2 separate regions of the Homo sapiens genome follow, and region 2 is linked to region 1. A link is an interaction called in ENCODE POLR2A ChIA-PET data of the cell type or tissue named here. Cell type or tissue: GM12878. All regions are shown on one strand. Each heading gives the region's core, and the rest is flanking DNA. Links, peaks and the distances in the headings are about the cores only.

The links. Peaks named below come from ENCODE experiments on the same cell type or tissue, not always from the same donor. Only the 100,000 strongest peaks of a DNase experiment are listed, where the experiment ranks them.
Region 2: POLR2A ChIA-PET joins it to region 1 with 7 read pairs; 4 of 35 experiments call an interaction of 5 or more read pairs at or near these places.

Annotation. Positions count from the first base shown.
Region 1 is chr12:1,992,210-1,998,422 of GRCh38, reverse strand. DCP1B (decapping mRNA 1B) reads left to right here. Exons shown (of 9, transcript NM_152640.5): 2 at 448-488; 3 at 5,032-5,159. It also overlaps a transcript of CACNA1C not described here. Among named protein-coding and RNA genes, the nearest start is that of DCP1B, 9.1 kb to the left of the region's middle. RefSeq lists a silencer at 4,666-4,960. In GM12878, for the core only: no CTCF peak of the experiment used is centred there; a DNase peak (open chromatin) is centred at 2,682; H3K4me3 peaks cover 869 bases; H3K27ac peaks cover 488 bases.
Region 2 is chr12:2,061,086-2,067,298 of GRCh38, reverse strand. All of the region lies in intron 1 of CACNA1C (calcium voltage-gated channel subunit alpha1 C), which reads right to left. Among named protein-coding and RNA genes, the nearest start is that of CACNA1C, 11 kb to the right of the region's middle. In GM12878, for the core only: no CTCF peak of the experiment used is centred there; a DNase peak (open chromatin) is centred at 3,088; H3K27me3 peaks cover 132 bases.

The DNA of each region.
Region 1 (6,213 bases), core at 865-4,864:
CTGGATATGGCAGGAGAAAATGAACCCAGAAAACAAAATGAAGGATAGTGAAATGCAGACACCAGTGATGTCTGCAGCTTTCTCTATACCCAGTGTGGTGGAAGGAGAAAAAGGCAGCACTCTTCTTTCTAATTAAATCCGCATAGCACACTTATTTTCTCATTGTTTCAGCTAAGGGTATGCTGCTATCCCTGTATTTGGTAAAGAGAGATAATGATGATTTGTTTTATAAATGACAAAAGAAAGACTGCTTCCTGCTGCCTAATCTGCAGAGGCACAATGATGACATAGAACTTGCTTTCTCCTTTTCCTGAGAATAACTCCTCATGTTGGGTATATTTGGCCCATTGAAGTTATATATAATTCCTATTCTATGAGAATTTGTTTTATACCTTTGTGAATTGAAGAGAACATACATGTCTTGTGTGTTTTGTTTTTATTGTTTAGGAGAAAACTGATGTGGAAGGAACCTTATTTGTTTATACAAGGTAAGAGTGTTTCACTTTTATAAAGAAACTAATCTTCAAAATAATATTTTAGCTCCGTTGTGTCACTCTTCTTCAAGTGCATGCAGTTTTATTTCAAAAAGAAGTAAAAGAATTAAATCTCAGTTTTGAAATTATTAGTTGACACGAAGAAGGGAATACCAAATAATGTCACCTGGTATATCGTGATGAATACTAATTTCAGAATATAATTTAAACTTCAATGTAGATGAACTTAAATCATTGACTGGGCACTGTTTAAAATAGATTAAATATTCTTTGATTCAAGTGAATGGCACAAAGTTCTTGAATATAATGCATTGGCAAGGAGCTAGAAGAACACTATCAGAAATACTAGATTGTTCAGTTAATATTTGGAAAAGGGTTTCATTGATCATTTTTCTTTTTTTTGAGATGGAGTCTCGCTCTGTCACCAAGGCTGGAGTGCAGTGGCACGATCACAGCTCTTGGCTTGCTGCAACCTCTGCCTCCTGAGTTCAAGTGATTCTCCTGCCTCAGCCTTCTGAGTAGCTGGGATTACAGGCATGCGCCACCACGCCCAGCTAATTTTTAGTAGCAACGGAGGTTTCACCATGTTGGTCAGGCTGGTCTCAAACTCCTGACCTCGTGATCCACCCGCCTTGGCCTCCTAAAGTGCTGGGATTACAGGCGTGAGCCACCGCACCTGGCTGTTGATCACTTTTCTCCCACCCCTGACTCTTTAAAAAAGCATGATCCAAAATTGAAGATGTCTTTCAGTCCTCCATTGTCTAGTCAATAGAATATGTTTCAGGATAGATTTAATAAACTCATGTTTTTAGTCATTTCTTGTTATCAGATATTAATATCAAATTACGAGTGCATATAGAGACATACATTATGTATATTGGCTCAATAAATAAACTTTTCATTCACATAAACATTCACATAAAATGTCATAGCCAAAGGTCATCACCTTCAATGAGGGTACAAAGATGAAATTAAAAGACCTAATATAAACCTTTCTAGGGGTATCTGTTTCACTGGGGAGACAGGAAATACACACACACAAGTGTATTTTCTTTCCACATATATTCATGTTTATGGTAAGCCACAATACAGGATAGAGTATCCTAAGTGCCAGTGGATAGATTCTGAGCAATGAATGGGCTGCTGTGATCATGGAAGGCTTTATCGCAAGCTTGTCCAACCCACGGCCCATAGGACACGTGGCCCAAGATGGCTTTGAATGTAGCCTGACAGAAATTCGTAAACTTCTTTAAAACATTAGAAGAGTTTGTTGTTTTTTTTTTTTTTTTTTTTTTTTTTTTTTTTTTTTTTTAGCTCATCAGCTATTATTAGTGTATTTTATGTGTGGCCCAAGACAATTCTTCCCTTTCCAAGGTGTCCCAGGAAGGCCAAAAGATTGGACACCCCTGCTTTATAGAGTGATGTGTCTTGAATTGGGCCTCAGGAATATGGTGGAACTTAGCTTGCATAGAGGAGAGGGAAGGCAGTCTCAACAGGAAGAATGGCAAAAGCAGGGGCGGAGAACCTGGTGTGTTAAAGGGACAGTGAGGGAGATGTGGTGCAGAGGGCTTATACTGGTTTATAGTAGTTAGCAAGTGTAAAGAGATTTGCTAGCTTGGAATGGCAGACTCTGGATTTTGAGATTATTTTCTTAGCAGTAGGAAGTTATTGAAGGCTTATGAACAGGAGAGTAATAGAGAAAATGTATGGGGAAAGTCAGTGTATTCACTTCATGGGGACGCACTAGTTCTGGAAGAAATTGGAGTCAGGACAGTGAGAAGATTATTGCAGTGGGGTAGATATGAAATGATGAGAGTTGGGATTAGAATAATAGAAATTGAAATGGAAAGGGTATTGCAATGGTGAAATTTTAAAAATGACAATATTTTGAACATGGAAGATTGAGAATGACAGAAGCATTGGTGGAAAAGAAAGACAGGAGGTCAAGAATGTGGCTTGAGGATCAGCCCTCATTTTACTTTGAAGTAATGATTTGGAACTGGTAGCAGGACACTTGGGTGGAGGTGGCCAGCCCCTCAGAGTAAGGGCAGGGCTGGAGATGGTTTAGAGTTGTCTGAAGTAATTTGGTAGTTGAAACCATGAAATAAAAGCTGTTCCCTGAAGGAGTGAGTATAAAGAGGAACCGATGAGGGTTTATGGTTAGGTTTGAGGGCCAGCAAGGATACAGATGAGTCAGCTGGAAAGATAAAAGCAGGACTAGAACAGCACAGAGAGGCCCATTTGGGGCAAAGTGTGGGCATGATGGAGGTCTGTGTATGCTGGGCAGGAGGGAGCTCAGCTGCAGGGGAGGAAGGTCTGTTCCAGTGGAGGCAACAATGGGAGGTGGAAGGAAGGAATGGGAGGCAAGGCCAGCACACTTGGTGACAAGGAGGTCAGGTTCTTCACAGTCTCAGAAGAGCAGTGGAGTACCCAAGAACCGTTGGTATATGAGTCTACATTATGCTCCCAAACATCCAGAGCACCAGAGCATGCCCCCAGGCAAGTTTATTGGGTAGAGTATGAGCACTCTTGAGGATTCTGAAGTTTACAACAAAAGCCATAGGGTTGCACTGTACTATGTGCCATGCACACAGGGTGCGTTCTCACTCATCTCTCACAACACGCATTATGATTCTTTGGAGAAGTGACAGAAAAGATGTATTAGTAAGTATTAATGATTGATTTGGGGAATTTTTAGTAGGGTTTTTTTTTAACTATGGAAGAGGAACAAATCATACAAATATTTTCTTTTGTACATCCAGACCAAATATAAGTTTGTATTTTCAAGGATTTCTTACTATACTCTAAGTCTCTAATGGAACTCTCAATTAAACAAAACATTAAATTGAGAAAAAAATCCTTTGCTGTTTTTTAGTCTTTTCTCCAAATCTAACTCCTCAAGAATGGGATGCCTCCCTTATCCCCTGCAAAACAAAAACCTCCCAGATCCTAGAATGTTGAAGGCTTTCTTCAGTAGCGAATTACAAAAAGCATGTAAAACTCATGGTGGGTGGGGGGTGGGAGGCTTGTTACAGGGAATGGAGCTGGCAGTGATTTATTTTGACTTCTCTTACAGAAGTTGCTTTAGAGCAGTTGGCACATTTATCCCCTGGGCCTATTTTCTAAATTATGAGATGCTATAGTAGCTGTACTATTAAAGAGGTGAGATCCTGTTGTGATAATGAAATACATGCAGAATCAAATTCTCATTCTTGTATGAAAACACTTAATCCCATTTAAAAAATCATTTATTTCCTCCCATGCCTTCCTTTCTGTAATAGAGAGTTCATAGAGACACCCACTGGTGATTTCTGAACTTGACAGTTCCAGAAGACCCCTAACAGAGCTCTTTGGGAGTACATTTTCATTCTTCCTCTGAATTTAAGTTGAAGTGATGATCATGATTATTTCTGGTATTGATTGTATGCTTACCACCACTTTACCCCTTTGTAAAATAAGCTAGGCAAGGATTGCCTCCCATCAATTTTAAAATTGGAGGTTTCAGAAGAAAATCCTGGTAGTGGTTATGTAGCTGTGTTCCTTGATCAGTATCAAATAGAGGTAAAATAAAACTAAGACATAAACAACTTGTCTTCCTGTTGCTCATAACATTTCTGTGGGTTTGTTAATAACAGCCCTAGCACCCTCATTTAAAGTAAATAAATGAATTCTGCTTGCTTCAGCTTCAGTGTGTAAGTATGTGGTGTTTCATTTGTCACCGGAAGTTGCGCAGTTGAATTACTATATGGCTGTCACCCAAGGGTAGATGAATGCACATGTAGTTGTTAGAGTTTATACTCAGTATAATTTGGATTCTTTCTGCCTGGCAGAGCAGGCATTCAAGGTTTATTGAGTGAAATGAAAATAAAACATCACTAAATGTCACATTTTTATAGAGAAAAACTTATAGTGGTTTATCTGTGAAGCTGTTTGCTTTGCATTGAAGAAAACAAAGTATCTGCCCTTTGCACTGTTATGTAAACTTCTAGTTCAGGCTGTGTCCTCACAAGTTCATTGTTCAGAGTTGCTTCATATCACTAAGAGATTTTGCAGGCTTCAATTTCAGACTAACACTTAAAATTTTCTATGAAAATTTTCTTCATATAATTGTGATGTACACTCTAATATTAACTACCAAGATTGTTTAAAATATCTTTAATTAATTTAACTTTTAAAAAGTATTCTTTAAAAGTCAGTAATGTTTTAAAAAGTAGTTACTCTGCCTTAAAGGAATTTACAACGTTAGGTTAAGAAATAAACAACATCTGTATACACACACACACACACACACACACACACACCACAAATGAAGTATGACTCAATTTTACCAAATGAATCATCATGCCAGTGCTGCTGCATTACATGGGAATTAGTCCATAATGATGCCAGTGGTGAAGAAGTACGTGTACAGGCTGCTTATATAAAGCTGCATATACAAACAAAGGTTGAGAGACACATCAGAATGTACTTATACTGAAAATATAGCATACTAAGCAATTTGTCTATTGATTTCCCCCTGACTCCTTGTGATTTTTAGGTCTGCTTCTCCAAAGCATGGATTCACCATTATGAATAGGCTGAGCATGGAAAATAGGACAGAACCTATTACTAAAGACTTGGATTTCCAACTCCAGGACCCTTTCCTTCTCTACAGAAATGCCAGATGTGAGTCTTTCTTACTACAGTGGGTTGTTTTACTTCTGAAGTTTGGCCAAGTGTTTAAAATTGTACAGTGTTTGCCATTGTGTTTGCATTTGGTATCAGTGGCTATGGGGGGTGTCAGCATTTTAACAAATGTTAATGTTTAGGAAATGCATGCCCTAATGATGGAATAGATTCTTCCTTGGAAGAGTTTAAGTGAATATAAATATGATGATATAAACCTAAACCCTGTCTTTTGAAGCTTTATGGATTTGTAGTGTGAACCCATTGCTGATCTTAAGCCTGAGCAGGGCTGGGTGAGGCAAGTTCTTAGTGAGGAGACTGCAGAGACACACACATAGGTGGCTCCCTGAACGAAGAATTAACGAGTCTGCTATGGCACTTTTTCTTTATGTATCACTTTTGGCCGAGTGAGCTGACAAAGTGTTTGAGGGCCTGTATTGTAGGAGTGCCATCTTCTGAATACAAGTAAATAAAAAATCAAAGTCCAAAAAGTTTCTTTCAGTCATTAAGAATTTAATAACCCTTTGTAATGTGGAAGTCGTAGTAGGTAACTAAATAGTCCTTGTCAGATTTGAAATGAAGTAGCCATCGCCTTTCTCATACTACATTTTACTCTCGTATCGTTTCTGACCACTTGTGTTGCACTGCTGGTCAGCCCAGAGGAAGATTGCTGAAAATATGCCAGTTGCAGGGACATCTCTACACACAGAAAACAAGAACATAATACTCAATATATAAATACATATGTGTGCACACACATGCACCTTATGCTTTGTGGACAGCTTTCATAAAGACCTTGCAGTGAAGAAATGTTTTCTGTATATTTTTCATCCTACTCTTTGAACTCAAGATACATGAATTTGCCTACCATATACTATTCAGTGTAATTTTAATGAGTATAATGTAAATAATATTTGACATTTTAACCCCAATGCATCATTAAGATGCATTAAAATGATGCTGTATATAATTGTCATAATAGGTGGTTATCCTATTATTTAGAGAATAAATTTTTATGAGAGAAAAAAATAAAGCTATTGAAACTATAATATGA
Region 2 (6,213 bases), core at 779-4,778, 69 kb before region 1:
TATTCTGATGACTAATCCACCTGGGATGGAGGCAGGCTGGGGGATTCAGACTCCCTGACTCCCACTAAAACGATGCATCCTGGCTCCTGCATCCCACTGGCCACCTTGATTCTCCCACACCAGCTCGAGCTTGGCACGCCTCCTACAGAGCTAGAACCCTTTGCCCCCAGACCTAGTCAGCAGCTGTCTCACTTTGCCAAATTCATTTCTGGGGAAGCTTTCTCTAGGAATGCCAATCACTCCTGGCCCCTAACTCATGCTTCCAGACCTCGGCCGGTGCCTCTGGGACCTGGGCACCCTTGTGGATTTCTTTGGGTGTCTCATAGTGTTTCCCACTGACCGTTCCCTCTTCCGGTCTCCTCAAGCTCAGGCCCCACTCCAGCTGCCTCATCCCTCCCAGGATTCAGCACCCCTGCCCGAGGCCCCTCCTGTCCTCCTTTCCAGCTCCCCCCATGCCCCTCTACGTTTCCTCATCCCCTGCTTTACTGCATGTCTGCCTCTGAAGACAGAGTGCTACCTCCTTTGCTGGGGTTGAGCCTTCCACTCCCATCCCCAACGCCACTGCCTACTGCCTTCTTCCCCATCTGCTCCCCTCTCTTGCATTTCCAATCTCTCATGTGCCAACAAATCCCTCCCCTCTCCTTTTATTCACAGCCAAAATTCTTGAAAGAGTGGTCCCCATGTGCTGCCCCTGCTTCACAACCACCACGCCTCATCATTGCACAGTTCGGCGGGACAACAGTCACTCTGAACCCACTCTCCAGCCCAATCATTCAATCCAGCGGGCTTCTCAGTTCCCATCTTCCCTTTCACGACTCCATTCAGCAATGACGGCCTCCTGGAAATGCTCTCCTGCCTTGATCCCCAAGACCCTGCAGTAGTAAGGCTCTCCCGCTACCTCCCTGACTACTCTGTCATTGTCTCCTCCATTTTACCCTCCTCCTGTCTGTCTTCAGCTCTCCATCGTTCCTTCCCTCTGCTCTCTCTCTCCCCAATGGCTCCACCTCCACAGCTTCAAATAGCACCTTCTTAGACAGAACTCTAATTCTGCGTGCATGCTGGGCATCTTCTACTTGCCTCCAAATACAACCTCTACCCTTCCCATCCAGATCACAGCACAGGGCTCCCTTGTCTCTGGCTTTCTGCTGGGAAAATCACTCCTTCCCTCTCTTGCCTGGACAGTGGCAACAGCCTCAGAACTGCCCCTCTACCTGCAGCCTCGACTCCCCTACCTTATCCTCTAGCCTGCTGCCTGGAAGAGCAGCTCTGAGTATACCCTCTCTCCACTCAAACACTTTAAACGGCCCTCCATTGCCTACCAAATGCCATGCAAACTCTTCAGCCCAATACAGGGTGCTCCACGCATTATCCCCTTCCTGCCATTCCAACTTTCTCTCCCACTTCTTCCCCCTGCAAAACCTTGCTCCAGCCAAACTCAACTCACTACTCCTTTGAAATCCAACGCACATCCCTGTGAATACATTACAGGCCATCCCACCCTTTCTGTTGGGAATGTGCGCCTCTCCTCTCCACCCCATTTCTATCCACCCTTCAAGGGACGGCTCAGTCACAACCTCCATATAACACTTCCTCCATTTATTCCATCTTTCCATACCACCCTTCTTCTTTAAATCTGTGAGCCTTTATCTTTATATCCTTGTAACATCAAGCATGTTCTGCCTTTTATTACAGTTGCGGATGTCTGTGTGTCTAGGCATAAATCTTACCTCCTAGAATAGATACTTCCCTTAAAGGAAGGGATAGTTGAGGGCTGTACCTTGAAGATACCCTTGAATCCAGAGATCCTATAAGCAAACTGCCTTGCAGATAGCAGACGCTCAATAACTTTTTGTTAATGACTAACCATTCCTATTCTGGAGGAAAAAAAACTATTTAGAATTGTTTTCATCACAACTGGCATGAGACAGTTCATTTTCAGAGATATTTCACAGTCAATTTATCCTAGAAAAGGCTTCTTATCTCCTGGTCTTTCAGACAGCTGGGCATAGGTCAAAATTTTTGCCTTTTAAATAATTTTAAAAACAGAGGCACAAGATCCTATTCACGACAGACCAAATATGAGCTCTGAGTCACTGAAATCCACTTGGATGTATAGCTCGAATCCCCAGGATGTCTCAGGCAGCCAGATATGGCAACAGAAGCTTCCACCTTGGAGAAATGCTGTGCAACATTCCAGCTCTGCACAGCGGCCCAGAGGCACCTGTGAGCAGGGCCAGTGAGGGGGTGTGAGGGCAGAGCCCAAAGGAGAGGAATTTACTAATAGTCGGTTGGATTAAATTAAGTACATTGGCCTTCAAAGTGCAAAGTCTTCTGAGCTTCACATACCTCCATGAGCCTGTGCGCTTTTTTATCCATACCCAGGTCTCTGATTAATGGGTTCAGCTGAGGCATCAATGTATGTGTGTGTTTCTTCCTCAGATTAGCAGAGTTCAACATGCTAAGACAGAAATGCAGCCGATGATATTATCACTCTTAGGTAAAATGATCACCAAGAAAATACCTATCCCAAGACTGGAAAGAGGCTTCCAGAGTCATTTAACTGGGGCATCAATCCACAGCCAAGAGCCTACCACGTGCTGCTGTTTCCCCTGGCTGTCTACCCACTGCTCGCTTCCCTCTCCCCTTCCTCCTTTCCCAATTTTCTCCCCGGACTGTTTACCTTTCTTCTCACGTTTTTGCCTCTCTTGCCTAGACTTTAGATGTATGAGGAGCAGGTGAGAGCCCTGGGAAGCTGCTTTTCCCCTCTGAAGGCAGCTTTCAGGCTGAAGGCAGAGATCCCTTATTAATCAGTCATGCCTGGGGCAGGGCAGGCAGCACCTGGCCAGCACAGAGCACAGAGCTGCCTCCCCCTCACAGTCCAGGGAGGACTCGGCCCAGCCACACATGAGGGGAGCCACCCTCTCCCAACAGTCCCCAGGCTTATCAGGCCCACATCTCTAGCCACAGACATGGGTGCTCCTGGACTAGACACACAGGCAGAGGGAGAGACAGAGACAGACTAAATAGCTTTGTCTTGCCAAACACCAATTTCCTGTTGAGTTACGAAGCCAGGTCAGCAACGAGGTGAAAGCTGAACTGGATATAGAGACACCGGTTTTTTTTGTTTCGTTTTTGTTTCATTTTGTTTTTTTGAACAGAGGCAGTATCAGTCACTCCTCATCAAAAGGCAGCTGTCAGATTGTGAAACACCAATTAAAGTCAAATTTCTGGTATAGGAACTGGGAGCCCAGACTAAATACCAAACCCTCACTACTGACACAATAGGATTTCCTAATGCTGTAGTCTCATCTACGTGGGCTTCAAATTTGGGGCACTACCCAAGGAAGTGGGCTCTTAAAGCTAAAAAGTCATATTGCAGGGCCAGCAATTCCACTCCTAGGTAAACCCAAAATAACTAAAAATGGATTCAAATAGATACTTGAATACTGGTGTTCATTGCAGCACCATTCACAATAGCCAAAAGGTGAAAACGCAAGTGTCCATCAACAGAAGAATGGATAAGCAAAATGTGGCGTGTGCTTTCAATGAAATACTATTCAGCCATAAAAAGGAACGAAGTCCTGACACATGGTACAACGTGGATGAACCTTGAAGACATTATGCTAAGATACCTTTGAAAAATGCTAAAACCACTTTTTTGTATAATTGAAAGAAAACGCTTAATCCCACCTCCAAATGACAGCCAGCTCCCTAATTTCACGTGCTTCCTTTCAATGTCATCATTTATCATGTAAATTGTCATGACCTATCTAGGTCTGAAATTTGTGAGATATGTTATCAACAGTCAGACTACACAGCAAACTCCAACTGTAGAATTATTATTGCTGTTGGCTGGGCACAGTGGTTCACGCCTGTAATCCCAGCACTTTGGGAGGCCAAGCGGGTGGATCAAGAGGTCAGGAGATGGAGACCATCCTGGCCAACATGGTGAAATCCCATCTCTACTAAAAATACAAAAATAAGCCAGGCATGGTGGTGGGTGCCTGTAGTCCCAGCTACTCAGGAGACTGAGGCAGGAGAATCGCTTGAACCAGGGAGTCGGAGGTTGCAGTGAGACGAGATCGTACCACTGCACTCCAGCCTGGTGACAGAGCGAGACTACACCTCAGGAAAAAAAAAAAAAAGGAATTATTATTGCTGTCAATAACACATGAAAATCCATAGAGACAAAAGTAAATTCATGGTTGCCAAGGGCTGGAGAGAGAGGGGAATGAAAAGTGACTACCAATGGGTAAAGGGTATTTTTTGCGGGTGATGAAAATATTGGGGAAGTAGGTAGACCACTGAATCATACACATCAAAAGGGTAAATTTTACGGTATGCGAATTATACCTCAACAAAGCTGCTATTTCAAAATAAATAAATAAATAATGCATGAAGTCTGGAGAGCTCAGCTTACAGGGATGGTCCCCGGGACTCACGGGAATCTCGTTTGAGAATGGAGAGTGTCTATTTTCCTGGAGGGAGTGACTGAGGAAATATTCCAAGAATGGGTGGTGAAGCAAGGCCATGCCACAAATGGGTCCCCCGGGAGACAAGGTGTACTGACCTAGGTGGTCTGTGAAGGCCTGTGAGGAGATGTGAAGAAGCAAGGAGGGCCCTGGCAGAAACCCTGGGAATAAGGGGAAAGAAAGCCAGAGGACGGGACCAGGAGGGGAGGCGGGGTACCACGACAACATGCAGCCATCAAGTAAGAACAAGGATTCCAGCTCTGAGCTTCCACAAGGCAAATCTAAGCCAGGTTCCAGAAGGCAAGGACAAGGTCATTTTCCCAGGATAGAGAGATAGTGGGTTTCTCTTTCTACTGTTCTCCATGGGGAGAAGTAACAGAAAGAGCAAATGTTTTGAAAGTCCGACAGACCTGAATTTAATTCCCAGCCCCAACACTGTCTGGGTGGCTGTGGCCACATTGCTTAAGACTTTGGTCCTCAGTTTCCTTATCTAAAAAATATAATTAAAACCCACGTGGTAGGATTACTGTAAGGATAAAACATATTAAGCACATGAAGCACCAAGAACATTGTCTAACACATGCTAGGCATTCAATAAATGGTGGCTATTACTCTTGCTCTATTTTAAAATTATAACAAGGTAGATGTTATACCTCAATACAGCTTTTTTTCTTTAGAGAAAAATTAAAACATATATGGCTCCACAGATCACAGGACCAGAGCTGGGGGTAGAACAAGGTGCAAACAAATGCGAAAGTGCGAAAGTTTCCCAGCATACTTTTTGATGATGGGATTATTTTTGCTTTGGGAAACTAAAACTAATCCTGTCACTTAGACTATAATGTTAAAGCTCTTTCCTATTTTGATCAGTGTCTTAGGGAGCTACACAGAACTGTCCCCTCTATCTCCAAACCTGCAACATTTTGGCTATGAAAAATAAATAAGTTTATTTTCCAAACCCAAAGTTTACTTTTGAAGCAAAGTTTTATTTTCCAGCCCGTCCTCCTGTACTGGGAAGTTGGGTTTAGGTTTGGGGAATTCACGTTCAAAAGTGAGGAGACATTGGTTGCCCAGGTGGTGTTCTTCCTGCCCTCAATGGCCCTATTTTCAGGCCATGAAAGGACTTCAGGCCAGCGTGGCTTTGGACTTGAGGCCGAAGCCAGGCAGCCATGTGTGGTGGCAGTGAGGGGACAGCAGCATGGCAGGTGGACAGCTGCCAGGCGTCGGATACCCTGCATCCCCATGTCCTCACCCTCAGCTTGGAAACAGCAGCAGTGCCAGCAGTGCACATGGCTCCACCGTCCTGGGAGCCTACTGGCCACAGGCTCCTAGACTCTCTGGAGGGCAAAATACCAGGCCCATCTCAACCAATGGTTCACTTCCTCCCTGATTATTCTGGTATCAGCCAGACCACCTCAGACTCTGGTTTCTCTTTGTTTTACATTTTCACCTTTAAAATATTGAATAATGTCAGCCCTCCCACAACACCTCCAAAGTTGTTTGAAATGCTGTGAATGTTACTTCATGGCGTTGCTTTTCCAAACTCTGGTGCTCTGCTCGCTGATGGGGAGAATAAGAGTAGCTGATGTTTGAACAGCGATATACACTCATTCTCCTATTTGGATCCTCACAGCTGCCCTGCGAAGTGAATTGGCTAAGGATTATTATCTCCACTTTACAGACAAAAAAAAAAAAAGGGATTTGATTCCTTCTGAACTCTCAGAGAAAGAGATGAAGTCAA